2 separate regions of the Homo sapiens genome follow, and region 2 is linked to region 1. Evidence: chromatin contacts called from ENCODE Hi-C or POLR2A ChIA-PET data. All regions are on one chromosome and are shown on one strand. The core of a region is the stretch at or near the end of the contact, and the rest is flanking DNA. Distances in the headings are between cores, read along the strand shown.

Region 1 (5,890 bases), core at 2,477-4,976:
TAGCTGACTATCCCTTAGGAAAGGAAGTGAAAACTAACCAATGGCTTCATATGTTTTTTCTAATAGGAAATATTTTGCTGGGGGGCAAAGAAGGAGGGAAAGGAGGATGTTTCTTTTAAAGAGTATTGCTCTAATTAATTCAGAGACCAGGTGGCTTGCTCTTCTTTAACTAGAAGTAATTAAGAGCTATCAGTACACTTAGTGATTCTGTAGCAAGCACAGAGGGGAAATAATTTGGGGCAAAGGGAACTAGCAGGGCTCTCCTCCCACAACGACCCCTCTAGGAAGTCAGCAAGCTACCGTAAGGCCACTCTGCTCACAACATTTATACTTCTCTCCCAAGGGGGGGTCTCATTTCAATCAAGCAAATCCTTCATGGGGATAGGATTCACTTTTTTACCCAGAAGAATAAGTTTATGTTAAGGGAATAAAAAGGTTCAAGCATTCACCATGAGTCCGAAAAGCCAAGCACAGACAGACCTTGGTGGGGTGGGGGTGAAGGGATGGTGGTCCACCAGGCGTGAGCCCCTTGACTGGCCCACTATTGAAGTCACAGTACCAAATTCAAGATTTAGCTAGCATTCCTCCTGAGTCAGTGAGAAATTGGATCAGTTACATGTTGCTCAGCCAGGTCTGAGAATCCTGGGGCCTTGGCACAATAGCTTTCAAAATACTACATTGACTCAGCAAGAACTCTGACCATGAACAGACTTCCTCTCCTGGTTCTAAAAGTCTGATCTGGAGAAATCAGAATAAATGTAGTCCTTCCCAGAGAAGGTCTTGTCAATCAATGACTATCACTGTACTACTGCAGTGAGACGCCAATCATTTCACTGGCTAAATGAGAAGACAATGTGATGGTGTGATGTGTGAATTTGAGCTCCACTGGGAGTAGGTACTGGTCTGCTGCTAGAGTCAACACCTGTACATGTGACCAAAGCATGGCACAAAGGCACTGTGTTCACAACCTGTGCTCCATATCGACAGCAAGCACTTGGATTGACAGCTGTTTTCTGAAGGCTGAAAGATGAAATCAACACTGATGAAAGACTATTGGCTGTTCTCTAGGAAGAAGAGTCCATAAACATGACCGAGACAGAACTGTATTGTTCATTCCTGCCACCCCCGTTGCTTCTTTTCCAAAACTGTCACTTAAAAACCATCTTTTTCCTACTCGTTTTGTCTCGAGTTCACACACCTAGACTATTACTAAGCTATTATTGTTTCTGCCTCTAAAATATATCTTTGGGTCAATTTTTCTTTATTTTGATAACCCTGACTACATCCACCAGGTGCAGTATTGCATCATGGTTACAAATCCCAGCTTTGCCCCTAAGCAATATGACCCTGGGAAAATTATCTACTACTCCCAGCTACCATCTGAAAATGGTGACTGTAAGGATTAAATGGGGGAAAAACACATACAAAGTTCTCCATAAAGTATCAATGCCATCATCAGCTTCATCGTTAATCAGGGTCCGATTACTGCATAACTACTACTATGCCATGTCCTCTGTACCCAGAGTCACCATTAGCAGTCATGTTGGTGGCAACTCCATTTGATGTAACTCTCAACTATATCCCATATCAAATGGGAAACTTATCCACAAGACTGTGAAACTTCACCATGCCTTCTCCATGACCTCACTCACACTCCTTTCCTTAACTTCCCCCAGTCAGGGAAACTAACTCTCTGCTCCTGACCTCCTTTTTAAACTTCTGAAAAAAGCAGCAGGGGAGGGGCTCTCAAACTAGTTTTACCCACAGCAGAGACCATGATTTTATTACCTTTCTCCATATCCTCACCAAAAAAAACCATTGCTTATATAAAGAATTAATAAGTGGCGTCTTATCATCTTTATACTGAAGGCATTTTTGCCAGCTGCCATTTTTCTAATCCCTCACAGCAATTGAGAATTTTTTTTAAGCCTTGAATGTGGCAGTCGGATTTGAGCTAATCATTTGGAATTATACTGTCTTTATTTCTTTGGAGCATCTTTGAAGTATCTTGTTATATAAATGAAATATGGGGTGAGGAAGGAAAGGATGCACCTACGAACACTGCTTCGAAGGTTCTTGACTCATAACTTTAAAAGCCTGAGAAGAAATTTATGAAGCCAATTGCAAACCCTTCTTCCCTCTTAACCAGGAAACTTCTAGTTCTTTGTTGTTTTAAAGTATCTGCTAAGGATTGACTTTAGAAATCAATGCACTGCACAGCAAGCATTTCACCCATCCTGACAGAACTACAGATGGTCCCTGACTTACAATTTTCCAATTTTACAATGGTGCAAAAGCGATATATATTCAGTAGAAACCATAATTCCAGTACCCATACGACCATTCTGTTTTTTCAATTTCAGTACAGTATTCAATAAATTACATGAGATATTCAACACTTTATTATAATAGGCTTTGTGTTAGATGGTTTTGCCAACTATAGGCTAATGTCAGTGTTCTCAGCATGTTTAAGGTAGTCTAGGCTAGGATGTTTCATAGGGTAGCTATATTAAATGCATTTTTGACTTACAATATTGTCAATATTTTCAACTTACAATGGGTTTATCAGGGCAAAAAAAAACCCGTAAGTCTAGGAGCATCTGTATTTCAAGGAGAAACAAAATCTCACACACAATTCCTAAATTTCATTTAATCTCTGCTATAGCTTGGGAAAAACAGACAAGAGGGAAGAAAATGCTAAGCCAGCAGTTTGCCAGCAAATATGAAGCCCCAGATACTGTAATTTCAATTCTCACTCCCTGGAAGCTTTAAATGCATAAATGTTTTATAAACCAATTGACAAAGCTTACTCACTTGTCCTAAGAAACATAATACGACAAAGACACAGAAGAGAACATTAGGGCTACGATAAAGATACAAGGTAGAATTCATTGTGTTTAAAAGTGTTTTTTTTAAAAAAGTTCTTTGAAGATAAAAAGACCTAAGTGCTACATATGATTACTTATCACAACTACTCAATATCTATTATCCTACAGGCAGAATCCAAGGCTCTGTGTTAAGTAACTTTCAAATATGTACCTTATTCTGAGCTGGGAACAACACTAATCCACCTACCAGAGAAACTCTCCAACCCTGTTCTCTGCCACCTTCCAGCCCCCATATGTCACTCAGAAGGCAGAGTGACTTTTCCAACCCAAGTTACTTAAGCTAATTCTCGTCTTTCACAAACAGATCCTTCAGCAGCCCCCAGCCTACCTGCACAAAATGCTGGATACCTTGGAAGAGCTACAGGAACTGTTTCTTTCAGCTACTGAGTACCTACTGTGTGCCAGGTACTGCAGTGGTGATTGTTTTTTATTAGACACCACTATGATTAATTTGCTCAGCCTAGAAAATCCATTTCTCCCTGGAAGATGAAGAAAAGGGAAGACAAAGAGGTTTGCTTCTAATTAAGACGAAACCAACAAACAAGCCTGACCCAGGCCATGAAATTGTACTCTCATTGGTTTATGAACACCAGAAAGAGGGCTTGGTACAGCAGCAGCCAGAGCCAACAGACTCAATGGGGCAGATAAAAATTCAAAATTCAGCCAAAATGCTGAAAAGAGAAGAAACATAGGTTCCTCTTCGTTTAATGCACGAGCCACTCTGGCTACTAGGCCACAACTGAGCAGACAAAAAGATTTGGGGACTTTTCCAGTGAACCGAGAAATGTGAGCAGGAGGGGCAGGCATGAAGAGCTCCACCCACACCCCTGAAGGGAGGCGCTGTCAGGAGTCGGCAGAAAGGCAGACACTGACACACCGCATCGCCCAGGGCTGGAAGGGTTTCTCCCAAACGACTGTAAAAAAAGAAATGAAAAGGGAAACAAATAGCATCTGCTAATAGTAACTCCTCATATTCCATTGATGTTATGTTCACCCTATTACTAGAACTCCCTGAGGGTGGCAGGCATTTAGAGGAAATGACATTCTGAAGCTTCAGGGGGAAAGAAAAAAAAAACAAAAACAGAAAGTGAAAAATATTTTAGAGTTCTTTAAGATGTTAATTTAACATCAACATAAGTATAATGACAAACACTCATTAATTACCTTAAGCACTGTGCAAAGAGTTTTCAGATGCTCGGTTTCTAATCGTCCCAGCAACCCAGTATGGAAAATAATATTTTCCTGACTTTTTCAGGTGGGAAAACTGATGCTTAGAGAAGTTAATCTTTCCTCTCAAGATTACAAAGTGACAGAGCCAGGATGAAGTCTGGGTGACTCAGGAAGCTTTTTTCTTCTTTTCCAGTTCATCACATTCAATACCTTTAAATCATTTATAAAAATGTTTCAGTTATAGTCCTATGCCAGGCACCAGGAAGTAATGTGAGAAAATGAAAACAATAAACTTTTCTAAATCAGTAAGAACAAAATGTAAATGAAACGTCTTAGACTTAAAGTGGAACAGTACGTGGTGCCTGGAAGGTCATATGGTTAAATTCTAAATTTAACCATTCTCTCAGACTAAATTTGCTCATCTGTAAAATGGAGGTGATAATATCAAAAGCAATGACTCAACTCAGATAAAAGGTACACTTCCACACAAACATCATTTGTCAAAAATTATGCTACCATCATAACAATTCAAATCTAGGAGGAGAAAGTGTGGGCTGTAGAAGGAATTGAGACTACCATCTTGATGGAGCTATCAAATATCTTCAATCACATCATTTAAGTCACTCAAAAGGGGAAGAAGCCCATAACAAAATAATGGGCCTTAGCTCCCACACACCAGTCTCTTTCCTCCTCTTCCTCTGATTCTTTTCTCTACTGTTAACACCAATTGTAACCTAACAGAGTGCTAATGTCTGCTCAAGTTCAAGCTTACACTATAGCTCTCTCTCCCCACTCAAAATGCTACTGAACACAGTAGATAACTATCTCAGTTCCCTCTTTGACAAGAAAAACAACATGAATGTAAATTACATGGAACCCATATTCTATAATACTGGAATTAAAGAATAAGGATTTAACCACATTGCAGACATTCTCTACTACTGAAGGAAAAAAATGTGCAGCATACACTTATAGACATAGGGAATCATAACATTTCAGAGCCTGAAACAACAAATGAAACTAATCTAATCCAGCCTCCTTTTGTAGTCACAAGAGATATATATACCTTGCCCAAAATCTGTCTTAAGGCTAAATTATGACAGAATGTCCTGAAAATCAGAAGAATTCTTACTCTTCTACATCCCCCTAGCTTCTGAATAACAACTCAATGTATATCATGTATTCTTAAAGACTTTACTATGTTATAATATATGTAGTTTTAAATATCCACCCATATCAATATCATTCTGCATAGATAGAACTTCCAATAAGGCAGCCAAGTGAACTGTTCAAAAACCTACTGCAAACCATAAAAATCAAAGACCCAGAACCAGGAATCAGGAGACCCAGGTACTAATTAGTCCTGATTATCACTGACCAGTTTCTAGATCTCAAGTCACTTTACTTCAACTTGGCCTTTGTTTCTAAAACCATAAAGAGGAGTTGGACCAGTTGGTCTCTAGGGTCCTTTCCAACACCTAAAGCTCCCTAATTCTCAACCACCTGGCACGCAAGGTAGACACAGGAAAACCAACACTTTCATTACAAAAAGTCACAAGGAAAAAAAATCACAAGACATCACAAGAGCTTTAAGGAAAACTGTGTTGAAGCTATGCTTGCTTTGGGGTTTTTCCAGAGGTAAGCACTGTGTTTTCCAAAGGCAAACAGTTCCCTTTCTCCAGAACAAGGACAGGATGTTGGGGACATGAGTCATTCTGTTGACATTCTAGGTACTGGTCAGTTGGAGGACAGGAACCACATCAGCTTCCTAGAGAGCACAGAAGAAAAATCTGCTCCAAAAAAGACCAGAAAGGAAGATGCGTTGAATGTCA
Region 2 (5,890 bases), core at 1,967-4,466, 60 kb before region 1:
ACAGGCCCTGTGCTAAGGGACATACACATCACCTGAGATTACGGGACTTGCTCAGCTCACAAAATGATTGAAAAGGCAGAAATGGAACCAGAACCCAGGTCTTCCCACTTCCTGTGTATGCCGTAAACATTGCATTATTCAGCCTCAAATATCACCCACCTCTAAAATAGCCACCTTTGTCCTTTATTAGGGAGGGGAGAGGCTATCTTTTAAGCTAAGTTATTCAAATCTATTTGAAATTTTAAAAGAAATAACACAGACACAAAGCAGGGAGGGTATGGTCAGGAAAGGGGAAACCAACAAACACTTAAAGGAGACATTCATTTTTAAAAAGGTTTCCTAGGAATAAATTACCCTCATTAATAAATGCAGTGTTTCAGTTTCATGTACTATTTCAAATCCAATGGTAGTTAACTACTCTAAAATGCAGTATACAGCCAAATACGGCACACCATAGAATTACTGTGTTTCTCTATGACGGCATAATGCTTCTTCAGACTAGCCTTAGGATGCACATACTGCTCCCATTTTACAAGGTGGGAAAACTAAAGGACGGAGACATTATTTTCTTTTTAAAAAAATTATAACCAGAAAACATAGCAGAAGAAAAAGATCAGAACATGTATTTCCTTACTCTTAATTGCATGCTCAATTAAGCAAAGAATTTTCAATTGATGACCTCTCCAAGCGGAGCATAAGGACACAGGAGGTTCAGCATTTCCACCCCAATTTGACAACCACTGGACAGGCCACGCAAGGGGGAGCAGAAGTCCTGAGAGTGAATAGGAAGGCTCAGGCAACATGCAGAATAACAAAGAAATGGCATGAGTCAGAAGACGGGTGCAGCTGTGGGTGCAAACAAACATTTAGGGAGCATGTGGGAAAAGGGATACTAGCCAAGGAGGCTAGAGAAAAGTAGTCAGAAGTAGGTGGATAATGAGAGGTGTTGACAATAGCTGTGTCACTTCTCAAGGCATGGGGTGTCCCAAGGCAATGCAGAGACTTAATTCTGATTCCAGAGGCACTGACTTCCTCCTCGGTGTTACACATGATATCAGGAAGAGCTGAAATGACACGTATGCAAAGGTTCTCAGATGACAAGGGAAGTGGTGAGCAGCAGACAAGAAGGCAAAAGAAGCCAGGAGGAGGCCTGTCCTGGAGGGCTTCATATGCTTAATTGCAAAATCCACCCAAAAGGAAGAAAAACGAATCAACAGCGTCAGTGTATTCCAGCTCATGGCAGAAACAGGAAACTCAATCTGAACAAGAGTAATTGGCTCATGTTAATTTTCTCCACTTTCATTTTATCACGTTGTGAGTCAAAGAGGTAATTTACAGAAAGGGCTATAAAGCATTGTGTATGTTATGTGGAGTCTATTATGCATCATTATTACTTCATTTATATCCTAAAGTACCAATTTCAACAAAGTAATCAGGTTCCATTATCTCTCCCCATTGAATGAGTTCTCTAGCCAGCTCCCACCCTCAAATCACCTATTCAATAATTATCTTTTGAGCACTTGCTTCAGTAAGGTATTGTTGTACAGGGGAGTATTCACATCTATGCTCTAAAACAGCATTGTCTAAAAGAATTAAAATGAGAAGCACATATGGAATTAAATTTTCTAGTAGCTACATTAAAAAGTAAAAAGAAGAAACTGATTTCAATAATGTTTTGGATATACTGGCTTAAATAAGGTATATCATTTCAATATGTAACCAACATAAAATTATTAATGAAGTAGGGGAAAAAATGCAAAATAAGCTTTTGAAATCTTGTGTATTTTTACTTACAGCACATTGTAATTCACATGCTAAATTTTCAGCAGATACACTTATGTTTAGATTTCATAAAATATACAAATGAAAAAAAAACAGGTTCACATACCCAAGTTGTTCCAAATACAGAAAAAGTTTTCCAGTAACTGAAGTGTTTTTAAATGTAAATTAATTGAACTGAAATAAACTTAAACTGTTTGCTCCTAGGTTACACTAGCCACATTTCAAGTGCTCCACAACCTCAAAGGCTGGTGGTTCCTGTATCGGACGGCACAGCCCTAGATCTATACACACTCACTTTTGAGGAAACAAGAGAGAAATCTCATTATGTATCAGGGGAATTAGTTTCTTAATCAAAGGCCTCAAGGGCTGTAATAAAGTCAGAATTCTTCAGAATCCCTCAAATAAAGGTATCAGTGCTACACTGAAGCCATGACTACTCTATGCTTTGTCATTCAGGGGCTAAACCAATTCCTGGTTCAATCATTTGCCTTAGCAACTTAGGAGCAGTGATTTAGAAATGGGTAAGAGCCTGAGCTCTGGAGGCCAACTGCCCAGCTTGAAAATCCAGATCTTCTGATCACTTGCAAGTAGCTTAACAACTCCATGCTTCAGGTCCTCCTAAAATGGGGTGATGATGACAACAGTACCTACCTAACCAAGTTATTTTGACAATTAAATGAGCTAAAACACACATAGCTTAGCACAGTGCCTGGCAGATTAAGAACTCAATAAACAAATGTTGTTGCTTGCATCAACAGTTGACCAGGCCTGCTCTCGGAAGAAAGAAGCACTCCATGGCAAAACCTATTGTGTGCACACATGCATATGCTGTGTACATACTGATAAAGTCCACAGCGAGCTCACTATGAAGATGGCAATCAGAATTAACCCTATATCATTTACATCCTCCACAAACAAAATAATACAAGCACAGACAGTTCCTTAAACAGCATATACTATCCAAACGAGTGCACGGCATCAAAAGATGCAGCGTAACTACACAGGATGAGCTGCTGGTAAAGTCAGCAGCATTCACAGGGGAAAAGCTCTGTCAGCCTTCGATTTGTAGGAAACAGGGGCCGAGGGAAGAAGCAGGAGGCAGGAGAGTGGGGTGAAGTACCCGTTAACAAACGGGACAAGCAAGATTCCTAGTGTAAGCACATACGGTATTTATTAAGTTTGAGGAGTCTGGTTACATCTATTTTGAGATTTGTGTGTTTCATTTCAGTTTGCCAAAGGAATGACAATCCAACAAGAATTACTGAACAGGTTCAGCACGTAGAGGAATATGTTGGCACTTCCAAGAAAAAAGAATAAGGTGCTGGGGTAGATGGTAAACAAGCAAGATCCAGCTCTTGTCAGAAAAAAAAGAGCCAAATGACCAGCAAGAAAGGAGAAGTGAGATTCTGCCCAGGAAACGGGGCTTACTCAAGAGTTAAGGTAAGGCAGTGTCAGAAACACAGTGAAGCAAGCCAAGAACACTAAGGCTTGCCTCATTGTAGGAGTAGCTGTACCTCACTCAGCCCTCTGGCTATAAGTGAAGCTTCCCAGACTGGAGGAGGCAGGAAGAAGGAAGAATATTTCACAGCCTCAAATCTTCAGGGACAAAATCGGTGCAGGCTTATTAGGAAGAGAAGCGGCAAGCCTTAGAACACCAACCAAAAATCCATAGAAAGACATGATTTTATTGCTGGCATCCCACTCACAGCACTTCACGGGGACTGCAGAGGCTGCCATGTTTCTTTGGATCTAGTTGAGAGAGGAAGACAACTCACTTGATAAAGTACAAGGAGAGCTAAGTTCAGAAATGCCATATTTAAAGGGCAGTATATGCCACCGTCTTCTCCCCCTGCTCCTTAATACTAAGGAAAGCCTGAGGGATCTTATGAAGGAAGACAAAGGAAGTCCAGTGTTAATAGGATGGTCTTTTGCCATTTTTGTTTCATGAGATGACTTCAGCTCAACTCTCCTTCAAACCCAATTACTAGCCAGGCTCTGATTTTGACTACTCAAATCCAAAGTGGCCCACATTATATCCACCAACAATTAGATATACTACAATGATGACTGGGGATAAGGGGGCTATAAGTGGTTAAGGAGGAAGAAGAGAATTCCAGATACTTCTTTGAAGTTAGCTCAGTTTAAGAAAACTTTAAAGAGAAACAAATAAAGACAGAAAAGAAAGAAATTTTACTAGTAGTGGAAAACATTTTCTTCAAAGATAAGGTGGTTTACAAAACGCCAATGAGTCACCCAGAGGCCAGTGCAGCCCAGACCCATCAGGGGCATGTCCTCCCCCGCAGCGGGCAGGAGGGCACACGTGGTGTCCGGATGGAGGCGCCAAGTGACAGGGTTCAGACAGTCCTCACACTATAAAGTGCTGCATGGTTTACCACACCTGCTATATGCTCTCTTGAGTCTCCTAACCAGTCTCCTTATTTGCCTGTTAGGAAACCATGGCTCAGAAAGATCAAGATCATCTTATTAGTTAAGGTAAAATCAAGATTAGACCTCAAATTTCCCAAATCCTAGTCCAGTGCTTCTTCCCACAACATTAAGTTGCTTCCTGAAAATAACCAACCATAATTCTCCACTTAGCAACCTTTCTAGCAACTTTCTGGTCCTGGTCATAAACTCTCACCTCCACCATAAACTGATGCTTTTATCAGGGATATTCTATCACATCTCCATGTTCCCAAAACAGAAAGGAAGTTTTAGGGAACCCCTTTCCTTTGCTCTAGGCGCAAGCCCACAGGTGCCCTCGAGGCAAAGTGCTAAGATAAGTGTGTTGACATCATTTTCCCATGGAAGAAACCTGATCTCTCCAAAGAAAAGCCGAGTACTTCCAGTGGACAATTCTGAGCCTTCTGTTCCCCTACTTATGCCAACTGCTTAGCTTGAGCCAGATGGGGGGTGGGGATATATCCACTAACAAAATCTGGAATAATTACTGGGGTTTAAGTGCAATGTATCCTTAAAGAAACAGAAGCAAAAGCAATTAAACTATAGCACTGTACCTGGACTCACATCCAAAAGCCTCATTCAAGATACTAAAGGAGCCATTTCTCCCCTTCCCTCCATGGATTCCTTCCCTGTGCCTTTGTCCCACTTTAACCACTTTGCCCAAATAGCCCACTGACCAGGAACATCCCAGCCAAGTATTTCCAAATCTGGCTTGGTCAGCCTTCCTGCTCTCGGGCTCCTTTGAACCTCCTGCCTGCAACACACAAAATAGCACTGAATTGAGGTCTGACATGGCTCTTGTGGAGCACTCACCAACACACCAGGCTGCTTCACACCTCAGTGCCTTCGCACAGGGTGTTCTTGCCTGCACGAATGCCCTGTCCCACTAGTCAGAGGGGAGTCTTTTCAGAACTCTGCTCAACTCCCCTTCTCTATGAAGCCTCTCCGACTTTGCTGGTAGTTCACTACTTGCGCAGGGCTATGAGATCGCACTTGTTTCTTGTTGATGCTGCCATGGTAGTACTGATCCCACTGTATTACAAGTCATGGCTGAGTTCCCTGCTAAGCTGTAAGCCAAGAAGTTAGCATTCATGGCTCTTTTTAAACCTTTGTACATCTCGTGCCTAGCAGAGGGAAGCTAGATGGATGTCTAGCAATCAGGTCATCTCCCCTTCTCAATAAGATTCCTGAGGACAGAGATTAGGGCAATTTTTTGGTATCCCCCACAGAACCCTCCACTTCGCTAAGCACAAATGTCAAAGGCATCAACAGCAACAACATGCACACAGTAGCTTATTTCTCTGAGAAATAGGACAAGCATTCCCAGGGAGGCTCTGAGGAAAATGCTTTCAACTTTACCCAACTAGAGGATTTAGCGTCTGAGCCTCCTCCTCACACGCTGATCTGTTTCCACTTCATTTGTGCTAACTCATTTTACACTCAATCTAGTCTACACTGAGATCCAAGGTTATCCTCTGGGGCAAGGACAGTGAAATGGAAATTACAAAAGCTCATCAACAGACAAATGCTGGGAGAAAACATCTTGAACGTGTACTCTGCTCCCTTCTCCCCCAAACAATTTCACTGGAGTGGACAAATTTCAGTCCATCAGGGGGGTACATTCCTGAGGAGCTAGAGAGAGACC

What was found. Hi-C counts contacts between places; a loop is a spot of excess contacts on that map. ChIA-PET counts read pairs that join two places held with the same protein, here RNA polymerase II (POLR2A). Pooled maps may share reads with other maps.
Region 2: a map of B cell shows a loop between it and region 1 (2.0-fold over the local background). The contact joins two enhancer-like sites. A Hi-C loop is called at or near these places in 7 of 168 maps with a recorded cell type or tissue (B cell, CD14-positive monocyte, Caco-2 and 4 more), 11 of 37 single-sample maps with no recorded cell type and 6 of 50 pooled maps. POLR2A ChIA-PET finds 5 or more read pairs at or near these places in 4 of 52 experiments (GM12878, MCF 10A, PC-9 and 1 more).

What each region holds. Positions count from the first base shown.
Region 1 is chr2:152,405,272-152,411,161 of GRCh38, reverse strand. The region is part of intron 1 of FMNL2 (formin like 2); the gene reads right to left. Among named protein-coding and RNA genes, the nearest start is that of FMNL2, 73 kb to the right of the region's middle. RefSeq lists an enhancer at 5,593-5,887. Within about 2 kb of position 3,726, at least 21 of the 41 ENCODE cell types and tissues checked have a DNase peak (open chromatin) inside an H3K27ac peak, as active enhancers do; they include B cell, CD14-positive monocyte, GM12878 and 1 more, where a contact is called at or near this core.
Region 2 is chr2:152,464,442-152,470,331 of GRCh38, reverse strand. The region is part of intron 1 of FMNL2 (formin like 2); the gene reads right to left. Among named protein-coding and RNA genes, the nearest start is that of FMNL2, 130 kb to the right of the region's middle. Within about 2 kb of position 3,216, at least 15 of the 41 ENCODE cell types and tissues checked have a DNase peak (open chromatin) inside an H3K27ac peak, as active enhancers do; they include B cell, CD14-positive monocyte, GM12878 and 1 more, where a contact is called at or near this core.